Linked DNA regions of Mus musculus: region 1 is linked to region 2. A link is a loop called in an ENCODE intact Hi-C map of the cell type or tissue named here. Cell type or tissue: heart. All regions are shown on one strand. Each heading gives the region's core, and the rest is flanking DNA. Links, peaks and the distances in the headings are about the cores only.

Region 1 (8,196 bases), core at 3,066-5,565, 320 kb after region 2:
TTGGACTCCTGCAGTCAAGCTTCGTAAGTCTCGTCTGTTTATTTCTCAATGCAGTTGGCTTCATTATCATTTTGGATTCATTGACGGGAAGGACTAGGAAGAAGCTTGAAGAGTGTCCTGTTGAGCTAGGTAATTTCAAGATAAGAAACCTGAGACCTTGAGCAGTGATGTAGCTACAGCATGGTCAAATACATAGAGACTGAGTGCGTGCTTCAGGGCCCCTCCCAGAGGACCTGCCAGCACTGGCTCCAGTCTGCCACATCACGTAAGAGAGCTGCCACTGTCCTCATCCCGGGTGCCTGTGTTGTCCTGAAGATGTTTAAGATGCTCTTATGAAACTATGATAAATTGTGAACAAGAAGTTTTAGTCTTTATTTCTTTTTATTTGAGGTTGCGTCTCCCATAGCCCTGGCTGGCCTTGGACACACTATGTAGTCAAGGATGTCCTGAAACGTCTTGTGCTGAGGTTACAGGCACTTGTCATCATGCCTGGTTTCATTAGAGCCTGCTTGGACCTGGAGCCTTGTTTGTGCTAGGCAAGCCTTCCACTAACTGAGCCACAATTCCAGCTTTTTTTTATCGCCTTAAAAAAAAAGATTTATTTGTTTTTATTTGATGTGAATTGGTGTCTTTCTTGTCTGTGTGAGGGTGCTGGACTCCCTGGAGTTGGAGTTGCAGACAGTTGTGAGCTCCCATGTGGGTGCTGGGAGTTGAACCCAGGTCCTTTAGAACAGTCAGTGCTCATAACCACCGAACCATCGCTCCAGTCCCCTTTATTCACTTTTAGTGACTCAAAGGAAAACTTATTTCACAACTGGGGAATGTAAACCCATTTTATTTACTATATAAACAGTAAAAAGCATCTATGACAAAATTGACTTGTAAACTTAGACTACCTTTGAGTATGTTAGGTACCATAGGCCTCCCTCCTTAGTGTCCTATTGATTATGGCTCCATCTGCTGGTAGCAAAGGGAAGAGATGTGAAGATTTGAATTTTGAAATATTTGCTCTTATTTTACTGTCTACTAACACATTTGTTCACATAGTTGTTACAGACAAAACCTCCTCATACCCTATGATACATCTGTATGCTCACATATGTTTGATACAAACACATGAAAATGGGTTAGTAGGCCGTAAAATAAGAAGAGCATATATTTCAGTGTTTACAAACCAGCAAACCAAGTTAGAAAGTTTGAGCCACATGCCTGGCCTCTCAGGGTGGAGATCCATCCTAGTCTTCTGGCAGTTTGTGCAGCTTCCCTGGGTAGTATGAATTCCTGTTTTTCAGATTTATTTTACTCTATATTATGTGTATGGGTGCTTTGCCTGCACATAATGTCTGTACACCACTTGCTTGCCTGGTGCCCAGAGAGGCCAGAAGAGGTCATCGGATCACCTGAAACCAAAGTTGCAAATGATTGTGAGCCATCATGTGGGTGCTGGCAACTGAATGTAGGTCCCCAGGAAGAGCAGTGTAACCACTGAAACATCTCTCCAGTCCCAGTACATAACCCTGTGTGCAGCATTAGGGGTCTATATTGATGCACTACACGTTAGTGGGTTTGATGAAGAACATTTTAAAAACAGCTCTTAATAAAGTGAAGCAGTGTAACACCCTAGCAACTTGTTGCCGCTTGAGTTCAGGAAGAGAAGGGAGGCCTAATGTCCGGAGCTTGACTGTGGAGACTGAACGTATTTCTCCTGTGAGCACAGCTGGTTCTCAGTCCTTGGGGTGGGTATTGCATTCTTAATGACGAAGTGGACACCTTAAGTTTAGGTGTCATCATCTTATACAGATAACTCCAGATTTATAGTCTCTTATCAGTGTTTCTCAATCTCCTTAATGCTGTGACCCTTTAACCTCCTTAATGCTGTGACCCTTCCTCATGCTGTGGTGACCCCCAACCGTAACATTCTTTCACTGAGACTTTCTAACTGTCATTTTGCTTCTGTAATGAATCATAATATCTGATTTGCATAATATCTGGGGTGCAACCCTCAAAGGGGCCCCAACCTCATGTCCTACTTTGCTTTCTGTTGCTGTGATGAAACACCATGACTTTGGAGAGGGAAGGGTTTATTTGGCTAAGGAGCCTGACTTAGCCCATCATGAAAGGAAGTCAGGGAAGGACCTCACGGCAGGATCCTGGAGGCAGGCATACAAGCAGAGGCAATGGCAGTAGACGTGCCTGCAATGGGCTCATCCTTCCCAATGTGTTCATCAAGCAAGAAAATGCTCCATAGACTTGCCTCCTGGCAACCTAATGGAGACTTTTATTTCTTCAATTGAGGTTCTACCTTCCCAAATGATACCAACTTATCAAATTGACGAAAACTAATCATCACACTAAGTTAGTACAAAAATTATGTAAATGGATTTAAAACAGGCTTTGTTAGAAGAATAAACTTAGACCAAATCCCAACAATGCTAATTATGACTTGTGATCAAATTGAATACTATACCACCAGATGTTTGTCTTCCTCTTTAAAGGAGGAAAATAATGCCTACTCTGTAACGTTGTTGTTAATTTAAATAAAGTATTTAGAAATCCCTAGGATCTAATGGTGTTAAGTGGATGGCAGGTTCAATTCTCAGCCCCAACGAAAACCAACTCGACTTAGTACAGTCTTGACACTCACTTGATGCTCAACAAATGGTGTAATCAAACAGCTCGGTAGATAGGCTCAAAGGAAAGGGATGAAATGTGTTCGATGGTGACTTTAGGCTTGTCATGTCCCAGGGGACTGGGAAAACTGCACTGCTTACAACAGCACCACTGTTGAGATGTTTAGGAAGACAATACCAGAGACATTGTCAGAGTCTGTAAACATAAAATGGGGGCGTCTGAAATCTACAGAGCAAGAAGCTGGACTCCAATGCAGGGTACCAATCTGGAGCAGAAAATTAAGTCATTTAACAAAGACTGTAGTGGTTTCTAGGGCTAACTCGGCTTTACTAAGAACGAATCCTCCCAAACACCCTGCTTCTCTTTTAAATAGTCTTGCGTGGCTTATAGCATATAGAAATGTCATTCCAGCCGTCCCCTGATTGTCTCATGGATTAATGGTAAAATATAAGCTCAGTGATAGTACTCTGGAGAGTGCACTTAAATGGCAATCAAAGCCAGTTGACCAATGGCAGTTATCTGGATGGGGTTCTCTGGTGGAATACTACTTTCCCATTTAAAGTTTTAAGTAGGCTTCTCTGAGGATTTTGGTGTTACAGCGCTTCTAGATGGTATTCCGGAAAACAGCTCTCTTCACAGATATTCCCCAAAACAGCTTGTGCATATATTTTATTTGGGGTGAACAAGGGCTGTATAAACCTTGGAAAGTGGGAAGAGGCTGACTGTACAATGTTTAAGGCTTAAGGTACCTACCGGGGATGCCTCATGTGCATGGAGAGGCATGATAGGTGCTTGCTTGTCGGCCAAGTTCTGATCTGGAGAAAGGAAGTTGAACCTGTAATCTCACCAATGACTAAGTGACATTCCTCAGGAAGCAGATGTCCCAGATAAAGTCAGGTGGAGAAGAGGAAACCCCACTGAAAATGGGGTCCTCCATTTTGCTCAGAGCTCAGGGGCCTGTCCGGTCATGGTAGCCTACAGCCTTAATAGCAGGGTCTTCCAACACAGTGTGATAGTCTCTCCCTGCTACCTGTGGATCAAAATGTAGAACTCCCAGATACCTCTCTAGCATCACATCTGCCTGCATCACCTAATAAAGCCCCTAGCTAATAAAAGTTGCCTTGATCATGGGATTTCTTTATAGCAATGAAGCCTTAAGACAATAAGCAAAATAATGAAGGGTGAAAACTTTTAAGTTCAAAAGCCTGGGTGAGAAAGGAAATATGATTGGAAAAATGCAAGTAAAAATGAATAGGTGGCTTAGTGAAGCCTGAGCTCATTTTACTCATTTGCCCATTCATTCATTCACTCACTCACTCACTCACTCACTCCACAAATGGTTTTTAAAATGTTCTCTGCCATACCCTTCTTTGGCATTAGGGAGACGGTAGTGACTGAAATCATTAAGATTCCTACCTACATAGAACTTACCTTCTTAAATGTGAAGGCTTACACAGATGCTGAAAAGAGAACCCTGTATTACCATTTATTTGAATATGCATGATGTCCATTTATTTGCATATGCATAATGTTCATTTATTTGCACATACATAATGTCCATTTATTTGCATATGGAGAATCTCTAGCTCATGCTGAGTAATAGCTTCACTATTATTTAATACCCAGCTCTTGATAGCTGTGTTTCATACCTGGGTCATTACTTTTGCTTGAATAACATAGTCTGGTCAAATGAATGCCACTAGAGTGATAAGAGACAGTGACTATAGACTATATTGTAAGATACCTGAAGGAAGATGGATCCATGACAAAAGAAAAGCCTAGGCATTATGAACCTCCCTGCTCTTCAGGAAGACATATAGGTTTAATCTCTGCTGCTTTCAGAAGTAATGACTAACGACAGGGATGCTAATTTCTAGTGAGTATCAGACTCCCTGGGAAGGCTTCTTGGCTATAGCTTGTGCGCTCACGGGAGCTGAGTATCCCTCTTGTCTTGTCCACCACTAACTCCCCAATTCCAATGACTGTGCCTGGTATATGGTTGGCTCCCACCAGATATGTGTTGAATGAATAAGGGAAAGAAGGGACTCAGTTGATGGTTAAGTGTTAGCCTTAGAAATGGATGTCTATTTAGTATTTTGTAAAGATAATTTATAAATTTTAAAATGTTAAGTTTAATCTGTCTGTATCATAAGGAGTCTGGACGGGGAATGCGTGATTCAATGTAGATGTAGGAGGCCAGCATGTTTTCTTTTACTACATTCTAACAGCTCCAAGTTAATTAAAGCACTTTTCTTAAGAGATGTTGAAGAGGCCATTTTGGGATGTATTTGAAATCACTCAAGTATGCTTGTACAAGCATTAACCATGAAAACTCAGCCCCATCATATTCTTGAGATCTTTTCTATAATTCTGACCCACACAGGACAGCTTTCTGTCATCTTAAAGGCAATCTCAGAGTTTGCCATTTAATGCTTGCGTGGTTTGCTTCATTGAGATGAGTTTTTTGAAAACAAGACCCCCTTCCCCCCTTTGTATTTTTCTAGATACTTAATAGAAACCCGGTGTGGGACAGATTGCTCTGCCGCCTGCCTCGCTGAGACACTGGTTGGAAGGCAGAGTTACTGAAGTAGCGTCTTCTCAGGCATTCATTTCATCTGGTTGGTCCCTACCATCCGTGGGTTCCCCCGCAAGTGCCTGGGATGCTCCAATGGGCACGGAAATTAATTTCCTGTCAGCAACCAATTAAGACAGGCCAAATTCTCCATCCCACCAACCCAAGTCAGGCATTTTGGCCTTTATTACACCCTGCCATTTTGATTAGGCAAATGCTGTGAACACAGTGGAGTCTTGGAATGCAGTCTAATGAAATGGTTGTTAACTGTTGAATGACTGAACTCTTGGGCTCAAGCAGCCTGCTTGGTTTAGCTTCCAAAGACTGCCAGGCTCATAGGTGCCAATCTATGATGTGCCCAGGTGTGATACTAAGACTCAACACATGAGGCCATGCAGCTCCCATCGATGCTTATGTTCCGTATGAATAACGATACAATATCTGGAGCATATTTGTATGTTTAAAAGAGTGTGTTGTTTTCTAGAGTTTGGAGGTAATTGTGACTCTAGTATTTCATTTTGTACCCCTCTGTGTGGTGCCATTAATCTCAATTATCTATAAATGTGGGCCCTGACAGCCCAAATTGATGTGACTAAGTGAAAATATTTATGCTCTTGTAAAGAAAAAATGTATATGATATACACTTTCTTTGATTGTAGTCTCTCACATATAGCCAATAAGGATGATTCCACAAATATCTAAGATTTTGACAGTTCCCATTTAAGAGGCAAGACTGTTTCTTTGGTGGCGTGGTTTATTGAGTGCACTGGTCTTTGGAACTCATTGCTGATACTATTTTGCTTTACCTCTGTAGTGACAGTTACTGATAGTTAAGTAGGCGCCCTGCACAGGAGGTGGGTGAAATGTGAATATAGTGTAATTATTTTAGTTCCCTCAAACATGTTAACCAATAAGAGCTATAGAAATCAGAGCTAAGTACTGCCACTCTTTGTTAAGTACCTTCTCTTCTCCCAGCTCAAATCGAGAGAGCTGTCTTGTTCATTACAGCTTTTAGTGCTCTTCTTACAGAGGAAGCCATATGACACTTGGGTGAAAATTCCTTCATTTTCACAAACTACATATGGAAAGTTGTTTTTTTTTCCTGTTCTGTGGCAATGGCCTTTAAATATCATCCATCCTTTCATTCAGCAAATATTTATTAAACAAGCCTGTTGTAGGCACAAGGTTGTGTGAATCTACTTTCAAGGGGGCTCACAGGAACCTGCATGTCCCACCTTGTCTTTAAATGGTTCATCAGGGATGTTAGCAAAAGGTGGTAAGAGATAATTAGCTCATTGAGGATTGAAACAATTCTTCCCTCATATGCATTAAATAAATTTGGATCCTGACATGCTGAGCAGAAACTGCTCCTCATGGAGAACCCAGTTTAAGATCTAGAAAGAATCCGTTTCCTTCTTTTGAGCTGTCTTCATTCTCCAACACTGATGCTCAGTGTGGTCCTTAACCAGCAGCATCTGCTTCTTGGTGAGATAGATAGATAGATAGATAGATAGATAGATAGATAGATAGATAGATAGATAGATAGATAGATAGATAGATAGATAGATGCTAAGTCCCTACCCTTGACCCACTATATCAAAACCTGACTTGGTACCAGATCCCCGAGGGAGTCATTTTTGCACTAAATTTTGAAAATTACCTATCTGCTCTCATTGTTTCTCGAGTCTCTTTATGTATACACACTGTCTTAGGGTCTTAAAATACAGATGGCTGGGACCCACTGTGGTTTTATATTATCAGAGTTTGCATTTGTGCCAAATTCTCAAAAGATTCAGGGGCTAGCTGTAGAGATTATCCTTGTAATCCACTAACATCAGGGATTATCAGGAGAAAGAGAAAATAAGAAATCCAACTGTCAAGAGATGGCTCGAATCTGTATTGTTTTGAAAACTTGTGATGAAATTAGCTTTGCTACCCACTAGTTCATTCACTTGTGAAACTGAATTTGCTAGTGGGATAAATGTAAACTCGGGTGGAGGTGTTCAGGCTGGCTTTCCTTTGCCTACATCACCATGAAGCTGTTCCCTAGAATGTAACGGTTGTCGGGAAGGATGGACCCACACACAGGGAGCTGTTTAGGCTAGTCTGCTGTGCTGTCCCTGCGTCAAGACAGAAGAAAGAAGTTATTAAGTTCTACCCAGGATGCTCTGCCACTTGTCATGGAGCAGTGAGAGGAAATACAGTATTGAGAGATTTGATCCATATGCACATGTACAGCCATGGCATTCAATCCAGTGTTGGCTGTGGGCTTCTAAGGCCTTAGAAATGTGAAGACAATGGGGTGGGGGAGGGGGTGATGAGCTAAGGAATACATTTGGAACAAGGAAGTAGAGTCTTCAATGTTTTATCAAGGAGTTGGGTTTTTTTTTTTTTCTGTCATGAACTTGTCTTCAAGTATAATTGTCCTTATCACAGTGTGTGCGCTTTCTTTTTTACTTTTAGGATTAAGCATGAAAACATTGTTGCCTTGGAAGATATTTATGAAAGCCCAAATCACCTCTACCTGGTCATGCAACTGTAAGTACCCTGCTTGTTTGATGAGTATTGAGGGTTATGGACCCCAGAACCTCACGAAGGAATGCTGTGGACTGTGTGAGGCAAGACGATATGATAGTGATGTCTGTGGGGCACCGAGAGCTAAGATGGCCCCCACATGGGGCACACAGTCATCTTCAGGCCTGAGTGGGCCCATGCTGGATCTGTTAAATCCTCAAGTTGGGCTCCATGCTACTATTGTGCTGTGTCTCTCTGACTGTCTCATGTGCCAGGGCCAAATGGTGCCCAAAGACACTTCAGTGGGCCTAGGATGAGGAACACTTTGCTCCCATCTCTAGAAGAGACTCCCACCCTTCATTTCCAGGAATGCCGGGGGAGGAAAGCAGATGGCGACTGTGTGCTCTGTCCTCTCCCTCCTCTCCCTCTGGTGCATAGATACATCCACTTGCTGGAGTCAGATGGTGACACAGCCACCT
Region 2 (8,196 bases), core at 1,836-4,335:
TCAAGCTCTTCCAATAAACATGTGCAGAAGGATCCTGTTGCAGCATCGTTCTTGCTGGTCGAGTCGGGCGGGTGCAAGAGACATGCCCTCCATCAATCCCAAAGAACTCTCTGCCCCAGACCAGCAGGTCAGCATGATCCACACTGGACTGAGAACAGCAAAGAAAGATGTAGCCGTTGCATTGTGGAAAGTTCAGTTCTTGTAAAAAACCTTTGCTTTGTGTCTGTCTACCCTTCCCTTCCCTTGTTGACCAAGATAGCTTCCAGGAAAATGTACTCTGTTTCTGAGATGTGGAAGCAGGCAGTGGGAAGCTCGGTCCTCATGGGGTGTTATCATCCTATGGGCTGTCACTTCTTCCATCTATAGCAACTTTGCCTGAATCTGAATCTGCTGTAGGGACAGCAGAATCAGGGCCCAGCTGGCAATGAAAGAGGGGACATTTGGTAGCTGAGTGGTTCCCAACAGCACATCAGAATTCCCTAGGGGTACAGTCGAGCCTTCCTGTGGCTGTCCCCACTTCTGGCTGACTTCAGTGACTCTGAGCCCCTCTCTAAGGTTTTGCATCTCCTAGCTCTATTTACCCCTTATCCAACCAGTTACACTCTAGGACTTTCTCCTCCTGTCTGCACCCCACTTTGGGGGCTTCTCTTTCTTCTTCAAGGTTTCTGCCTCCTGAACTTGACCCCAGTGTACTTGGCAAATGGAACAAGAAGACAATGAAAAACCAAACCCCACACAGTGTCCCCACCAACCCCCTACTACCTTCAGTTCTTTGCAGTGATTTTCTTCTCATTCTTTTTTTTTTTTTTTTTTTTTTTTTTTGACAGTATCTTTCTATGTAGTGCCAGTGTGCCTGGACTCATCGTAACCTTTTATGTTAGCTGCTAAGACTAATAAAAATGAACGTTTTAGTCTGGCAGGGTAGCTCAGTGATAGAATACCTGCCTAGCACAAATGTGAGGACCTGATTCCATCCTCGGGACTAAAATAATCTCCTGGCTTTAGACCTTTAATCTCTTTTTTCACCCAGGAAATGTTAGGGAGCAGTGAAATTTGGGGGTGGAGTTCAGAGAGCTATAAAACCCTCAGATTAGCTGGTCTGTCAGCACAGTATCCTAATTCCTTTGCATCTGAGATTCCTCACTAGAAGTTTTGCTCCCTGGTGGTGATGGTGGTGGTGATGGTGATGGTGGTGGTGATGGTGATGATAGTTGAGGTGATGGTGGTGGTGATGGTGGTGGTGGTGGTGGTTCCTCTTGAAGGAAGTCTGTCTTCAGGAACAGCTGGCTGACCCCCAGTCCCGTTGCTTTGATCCCTTTCTCTCTAACATCATCCATCTCTTACCTGCCTGATGTCTGTGGCCTTCCATGTTATACTTCTCTAGCTTTCAGATAGCTAAAGTCAGATGCTCTCCTGACCCAGACATCACTTACTCTCAGGTACTCCCCGAATCTCTCCCTGGAAGTTGATTTGGGATCATACAAAAGCTTTGCTCTGTTTCCTCTGTCATCCTGTGGGCTCTACAAAGCCATCTTCACATTGGGTGCATGTCAGTGGGTAGTTGACAATTGTTACCTCTTACTCTGAAGAACAGAATGCATGGAGTTGGGATAAGAATTCTGATTAAACTTTCTGTAATACAACCAAGCAAGTGATTATTCAATGACACTGTGGTCTGGACCTTAGCTTCTTCTGTTCATCAGTATGAGATACGTCAACTGCCAGACAGCCTCAAACCTCCTTTGAGTATCTTCCATGTACTTGACTCTGTGAAGGACAAGAAGGACTTGCAAAGCTTTAGTGGGGAAGTTGTGTTATTTTGCAAGCTCTCTATTGCAATGCTATAGCTTGTCTGGTGAATGTCCCTTAAGTCCACCCCTCATACAAACAGGAAGGAAAAGCCTGTGAGTCTTGTGCTAGTCAATGTTCTTCTGCAAAACTGTAAAAGGTTCGTATGTTGCAGGCATGAAGTAACAATATTATCTACAAAGGTCATGCTTGAAAAAAAAGTGCAAATTACCAAAAAAAAAAAAATTACAAAAAGTCTTGAGACTGAGGTGAAAAACTGCAGAAATGCTTTGCATCAATAGCATGAGGGTCTGTGTTCACTCTCTCAAAATTTACATTTAAAAACTGGGCATGCAAGGTGGGGGACACCTGAGGAGGACCCCACCCACTCAGAGGAGAAGGGGACAGGGGATGGGGATGGGTTGTGGAGGGTGTGATGGGGAGGGAGGGGCAGTGAGTGGGATGTAAAGTGAATAAGTAAAAAATGAAATGTAATGAAATAAAAATAAAAGAATATGTGGAACACACACACACACACACAAACTGGACACAGTGGTGTGTACCAGGGAGGCAGAGAAAGATGGATTCCTGTGCCTCAGTGCCCAGTCAGTATAACCTACTTGATGTCTATCAAACCAATGAGAAAGCCTGTTTCAACAAACAAGAGGGGGAAGGCATCTGAAGAATGACAGTTCGGGTTTTCCTCAGGCCTCCACATTCACACACACACACACACACACACACACACACACACACACACACCCCTTAATGCTTTAACTAAATTTCTAAATTTGTGCAGACCTACAGGTTAGACATGCTTATAGAATCCTGGTCCCCACTGGGCACTATTGGGAGGTGGCAGAAACTTTAAGAGATTGGGCCTAGTGCAATGCCTCAGAACATTAGATTACTGCCCTTGAAGGGGGCTGGGAAATCCTGGCTTCTCTCTCTTATGTGCTAGTCCTAGGGAGAGTTACTTAGCTCTACCACACACTTTCACCTTGATGTGGTACCTTACTGGAGGTCCAAAGCTATAGGCACAATTGTCCTGGACAAGAACATCAAATCTATGATCCAAGCCTTTTCTTTGTAAGGTAGTGGTGGTTTCAGGTGTTTGTTATGGCAACTGCATCCCAACTAATGGTGAATTTGAGAGTCTGTCTGCTGTGAGGCTGGGTGAGGTAATAAAATACTAACATTGCCTAGGTCTATGACACTCTCTACAAGCATGTTGGTATTGTAACCACACAAAATACAGAGCTTAGCACCACCTCTAACCAGTGTGGTGTTCTGTCAAACCCTTAACACTGATATCCACTGACAGCACTGTGGAACCTTCCTTAGCTTCGATCCTGGTCGCCCTGGTGCAGTCAGTTATGGGAAGTTTTCTTACATGAGTGGATCACCTGCAGCTGGTTCTCATAAGATCCACAGGGATGACCTTGGTTAATAATTTCTGAAAAACAAAATAAGTAGGAACCAGGATCCACATGCTCAGGCTCCCTTCGGGGCTGTGTGAAAACCTTCCATGACCACATGTGGAACACACTCTTCCCTTTAAACCATCCAGACAGGAAACGGAGCAACAGGGCCCAGGCCCTGACTCGCTGGGTGAAGCTTCTCCAATAAAAGGGGTGTACACTGTCATTTAAAGAATATCTTTCGTAAAACTGCTGAGTTACTTCCTCAAATTTTCTTCCTTTTTTTCTAAAGATTGCTGACTTTGGGGTGAAGAAATCACAACTGCTAACTCTTAGATCCCCGGAAGAGTGTTATGGGCTCTTTCTTAGTTCTTAGTTGGAAGGAAAAGCTCCGGATGTTTTGTCCACTACAGATAATTTTGGGAAACATTTAGTCTGTGGCTTCTTCCACGTTGCTAAGAGACTTACCACAAGATGGCGCCTGGCTTAGTTAATGAAAGGCTTTCCCTACTTTTAGGTCCTTGTACTTGGAGTGGAGACACTTGGCAGAGCTGATGATGTTGTTTCCATGGAGACAAAAGTCTGAATCACTGTATGAGTTTTTAATGATGGAGACTCTCCTCTTATATCCTTTAACTATGCTGTGCCTTCCAACTAAATTTTTCCTATTAACAGCAGCTAAAGTGACACCTGGCTTGTGACTGAAGACACTGGATCTTCTCCCCAGGTCCCAGTGGAGTAAGAGGGCCATGTGCTCTGTCCTCTCTCTGTTGTGTTTTGTAGTTGTTGATTTAAACCTCAGACCCTTGGTTTCCTTAATTCAAGTGTTTGTTATAGTAACTGCATCCCAACTAACGGTGAATTTGGGAGTTTTTCTGCTGTTCCTTAATTAAACATGGGGAGATTGGCAGTATAACTAGGAAACTCAGTGGAGCTGTAATAACTCATTTGTGTAAGGAAGGCTGACTCTGAACTCTAAGGTAAGTGATGTTAGCTACATAAACCCCAACAAGCCTGTTAGCATATCACTGGATGTTCCTGGATTAGCAGATGAATCAGAAATTAAGCCAGTCTAGCAGTCACAGATTTTTCAATTCTGGGACAGAACCACTTTTTCCTTTTCTCTTTCTTTTTGTTGGGGTGGAGGGAGGTTTCGAGACAGGATTTCTCTGTGTAGCCCTGGCTGTCCTGGAATCTTCTTTGTAGAGCAAGCTGGTCTTGAACTCACAGATGTCAACTACTTCTGCCTCCTCAGTGCTGCACTCAAAGGCCTGAACCACCACATTTTTTGATATTTGTTGTGAGAGTGGAATGAGAGGCATGTGTCCTTAAAGTGAAATAAACCTCTCTCTAGTACATCCCTGTTGCTATGTGGCAAGGCTCTACTGTCTTTCTGGATCCAGAACCAGCATCATTGGGTATGAAACTATCTCTGGGGAAGTGAATCTGCCCAGCTCTTATCAGCCTCTGGTTAGGACTTCCTGAATATGACACAATGTCCTGGGGGAAGGGAGGCCTGCAGCTCTTATCTTTATCTCTCATCTGACACCAGGGCATTCTTGTGGCCAAGGCCAATGATGATGTTGTTTCCAGGCAGGAGCCCTGGAAACAGAAGGTGGGTATAAGAGTGTATGTTGTGGGTGTAAATCCTTAGAATTGTTGTTCTTCTAAGGGGTCATGTTCAGAATTCATTAAGAGGTAGACCAGTTAGCTCTATGGTTGCTGAGGGTCCTACTCAATAAGAAACATCAAAATAACACAGGGGTTGTAACAAGATAGAATGTTGTACTTTTCAGACCTTGTTTATTTGTTTATTTTGAATTCATGAACTCACTATGTAATCAAGGATGATTTTGAACCCCTAATCCTTCCACCTCGACCTCCCAAGTTCTGGGTTTACAGGTGTGTGCCACTGCATCTGGCCTGGCCTTTCTAAGCAGACTGCTACAGGAGGTAAGCAGAAACACTTTTGATAAGTAGCTACAAATGTTAGTAAGATGCTCTATCCACCGCCACTCCCCTCTACTCCGAAGATCACACTAGCATTACAATTCCCAAGCTTTCCAGCTGCAGAACTTGTTGGTTAAGTAGGGCAGACAGTGTGGGACCAGAACTAAACCACCAGGGATAAGAGAGAAGAGGTTGGGTTTGATGCTTTCTACATAGCCATCTGGCCCTGATCCAGGCTGTCATATGCAACCATCAAACAAATATGTAAGGAATGTGGACTTATGGAGTGAGTCAGTGGGAACACCCTGGGTACTCACCCTGATAAGAGGAGGGTGAGTCTCTGGGACCAGAAGGGGTCCATCAACAAGGAAATCACCCCTGGCCGAGGACCTCAGATTTTCATCTTGTCATGCTTCCACGGGTACCCCAGAACAATATTGGTTACATTTATCTTGAATTGGCAAGAATGGCTTGATTTTAAATATTCTTCCTGTTTGGTTCTGAAAAAAATATAATTTTACTTATCAGTCTGGTCTCATGTCCCAATTTTTGCCTCTGACAAATAGCACATGCTTCAGATCTTTGAGTTCAGCCATTTTCCTTTCTTATTGGTAGGAAATCCCTAGGGGATGGCTAGAGATGGATCATTTGACAAAGCACCAGGCTGGGCTCTGAAAATTGCTGGTGTCAATCACAGTGTGTGTCACTGCTACATGTAAGTGGATTCAACACTGTGGAGTAAGATGAGATGGACCAAAGGCCCTGCTAAATGGAGCTAAATATCTTCAGAGAGCTGTGAGTTTTTCCAGAAGAGCCTTTCTTGAAATATAAATGAGCCTAGTGAAACAAAAGTTCAGGCTTCTGGTTCTACAATTTTCTGCTTGCACAGCCTAATGGCTTCCCCTTCTGGTTCATATTTGACTGACACTGTTCCTTTGACCATATTTCATTCCCTTTCTTCAATTCTTTTTTTGTTTTGCCAAAGTAGTTTCTTGACTAACTCTTCATGGTGGGCACGTGGGTAGAAAAACTCAGTTCTTTTTTGCCCTTTCACATGCTATTGATCATTTGAGTGGGAAGAGAATCTAAATTCAAACTCATTTCCCATAAACATTTTGAACAAATTATTTTATTGTCTTGAAGCATAATTAAGTTTTAAAACTTTGTGTTTTTTCTTTCAGGCTGTTTCCCTCGGCTGTCTCTTCACCCCTTTCTACTTAAGCTGGGCATTTCCCCAGAGCAGAGTGAGGAAACACTTTCATCAGCAGTCCTTCTGAGAGCTGCTGCCTCCAGAGGAACGAGGACATCATAGTCAGGATGAAAAGCCATTGACTTCCATGCCAGGGGCCAGAAGTTGGACCTTTTATGGATTCTGTGATTCATCACCAAGAGCCCCAAAGATTAATTTGCTCCTCTTGTGTTTCTAATCACCTGGGCCACAACAGAGGCCATACTCTTGCACCTTCACATTGTTTGAACAGACCTAGGAAGCACACCTTTCTGACAGAGTAGCAGGAAACAGAACATCTCTTTGGCAAATTGTTAACTTCCAGGTCTAAGAAAAACAGTCCTTCAACTTACGTTGAGTCAGGCAGTAGAAGGTAGCTAGAACTCACGGAGGTCAGTAAGAGAAAGGGGCAGCTGAATTTTCTTTGTGGAGGGTGAGAGCCAGTCATAGCTCCCATAGCTGTCATGAGTGAGAATTGTGAATTAGCTCAAGGGAGAATTTGCTGGCAGTTGGGGCCAGCTAAGAGCAGAATGGATTTCCATGGGAATTTCTGAGTTTTTCTTGTTAAGTTACTAAGTGGTGGAGATATATATCAAATCTCAGAACATACAGGATGCCCAGAATTCATGATCATGTGAGAATTGTTTGTCATACTTAGAGAAATGACTGAACACAGTAGATGCTCAATATAAGCTGAATAAAATGATCATGAACTTAATTATACCTTAGCTTTTGAAATGAATAATGTCACTTTGTTTGCTTCAGCATTCATAATGTTTCACATAATAACACATGACTGCCTTTAGATACTAATCTTAAACAATTAATAGAACATTCTTTCATAAAACAGTAGCTAAGTTTGAAGTGGTGAGCCAGTTGTGGTTTCCAGCTTTACCACTTAAAGTACTTCTTATCATCAAGTACTTGGTATTGGGAGTTGGATACATGTTACAATGATACATGCTTGTAATCCAGCACCTGAGAGACAGAGGCAAGAGGATTAGTTTGAGGCCAGCCTGGGCTCCAGTGATCAGACCTTGTTTAAAATATGGAAATAAAACTAAACACTGGTGTTGGGTTTGTGATGGGTCTCATCGGGAGAGAGCTTGTCTAACATGAACAACGTCCTGGGTTCCATTAACATGTTAAAGACAAAACAGAGCCACCTTGGGATCCTACAGATGAAATCAACACACAGGGCACAGGACAGTTGAACACAACGCTCTGTAATCATCTTGAGTAGGCATAGGCAGGGGGCTTTAAACTAATAGGAAACAGGCTTCTGGTATGGGAAATATGGCTTTTTTCCCTGATGAAGAAGGCATACCAGAGTGTGGTCCATCTCTACCTTCATCTAGTTGCATCCTTACAGGAATAAACACTGTAAGGAAGAGCCCATTGGTGATGCTCGTTAGTAAGGTAGAACACTTGATAAGATGGTTAATGCCAGAAGTGATGTGTTCCACAGCTGTAATCAAGGTCAACAAAGGAAGAAGGGAGCTGGCCTTATTTTCGTCTCTTTTTATTTATTTTTTCTTTCTCTTCCCTGCCCTGTTTTGAGCATGACAGGGTCTTGCTATCAAGTTCATTTTACCCTCTAGTTCACGATGTAATCCAAACTGACCTCAAAGTTACAACAGTCCTCCTGTTAAATAGTGGGATTACAGGTGGCACTATCAAGAGGCCAGTTCTCTTCAGTATCAAGAATTACAGTTGATTTGATAAGAGGAAACTTCCTTCTCTATAAATATACAACTTTATAGGCAGCTACAAAACAAACAAAACACCCTATAGTCATTTCATATCAAT

Evidence for each region. Peaks named below come from ENCODE experiments on the same cell type or tissue, not always from the same donor. Only the 100,000 strongest peaks of a DNase experiment are listed, where the experiment ranks them.
Region 1: a loop joins it to region 2, with 8 times the contacts of the local background. A loop is called at or near these places in 15 of 42 quality-filtered maps.

Annotation. Positions count from the first base shown.
Region 1 is chr2:5,444,615-5,452,810 of GRCm38, reverse strand. It overlaps Camk1d (calcium/calmodulin-dependent protein kinase ID), which reads left to right. Exons shown (of 11, transcript NM_177343.4): 3 at 7,667-7,741. Among named protein-coding and RNA genes, the nearest start is that of Gm36853, 34 kb to the left of the region's middle. In heart, for the core only: no CTCF peak of the experiment used is centred there; no DNase peak of the experiment used is centred there.
Region 2 is chr2:5,766,331-5,774,526 of GRCm38, reverse strand. No RefSeq gene overlaps it. Among named protein-coding and RNA genes, the nearest start is that of Gm29857, 42 kb to the right of the region's middle. In heart, for the core only: a CTCF peak has its summit at 3,669 (motif pointing right); DNase peaks (open chromatin) are centred at 3,336 and 3,686.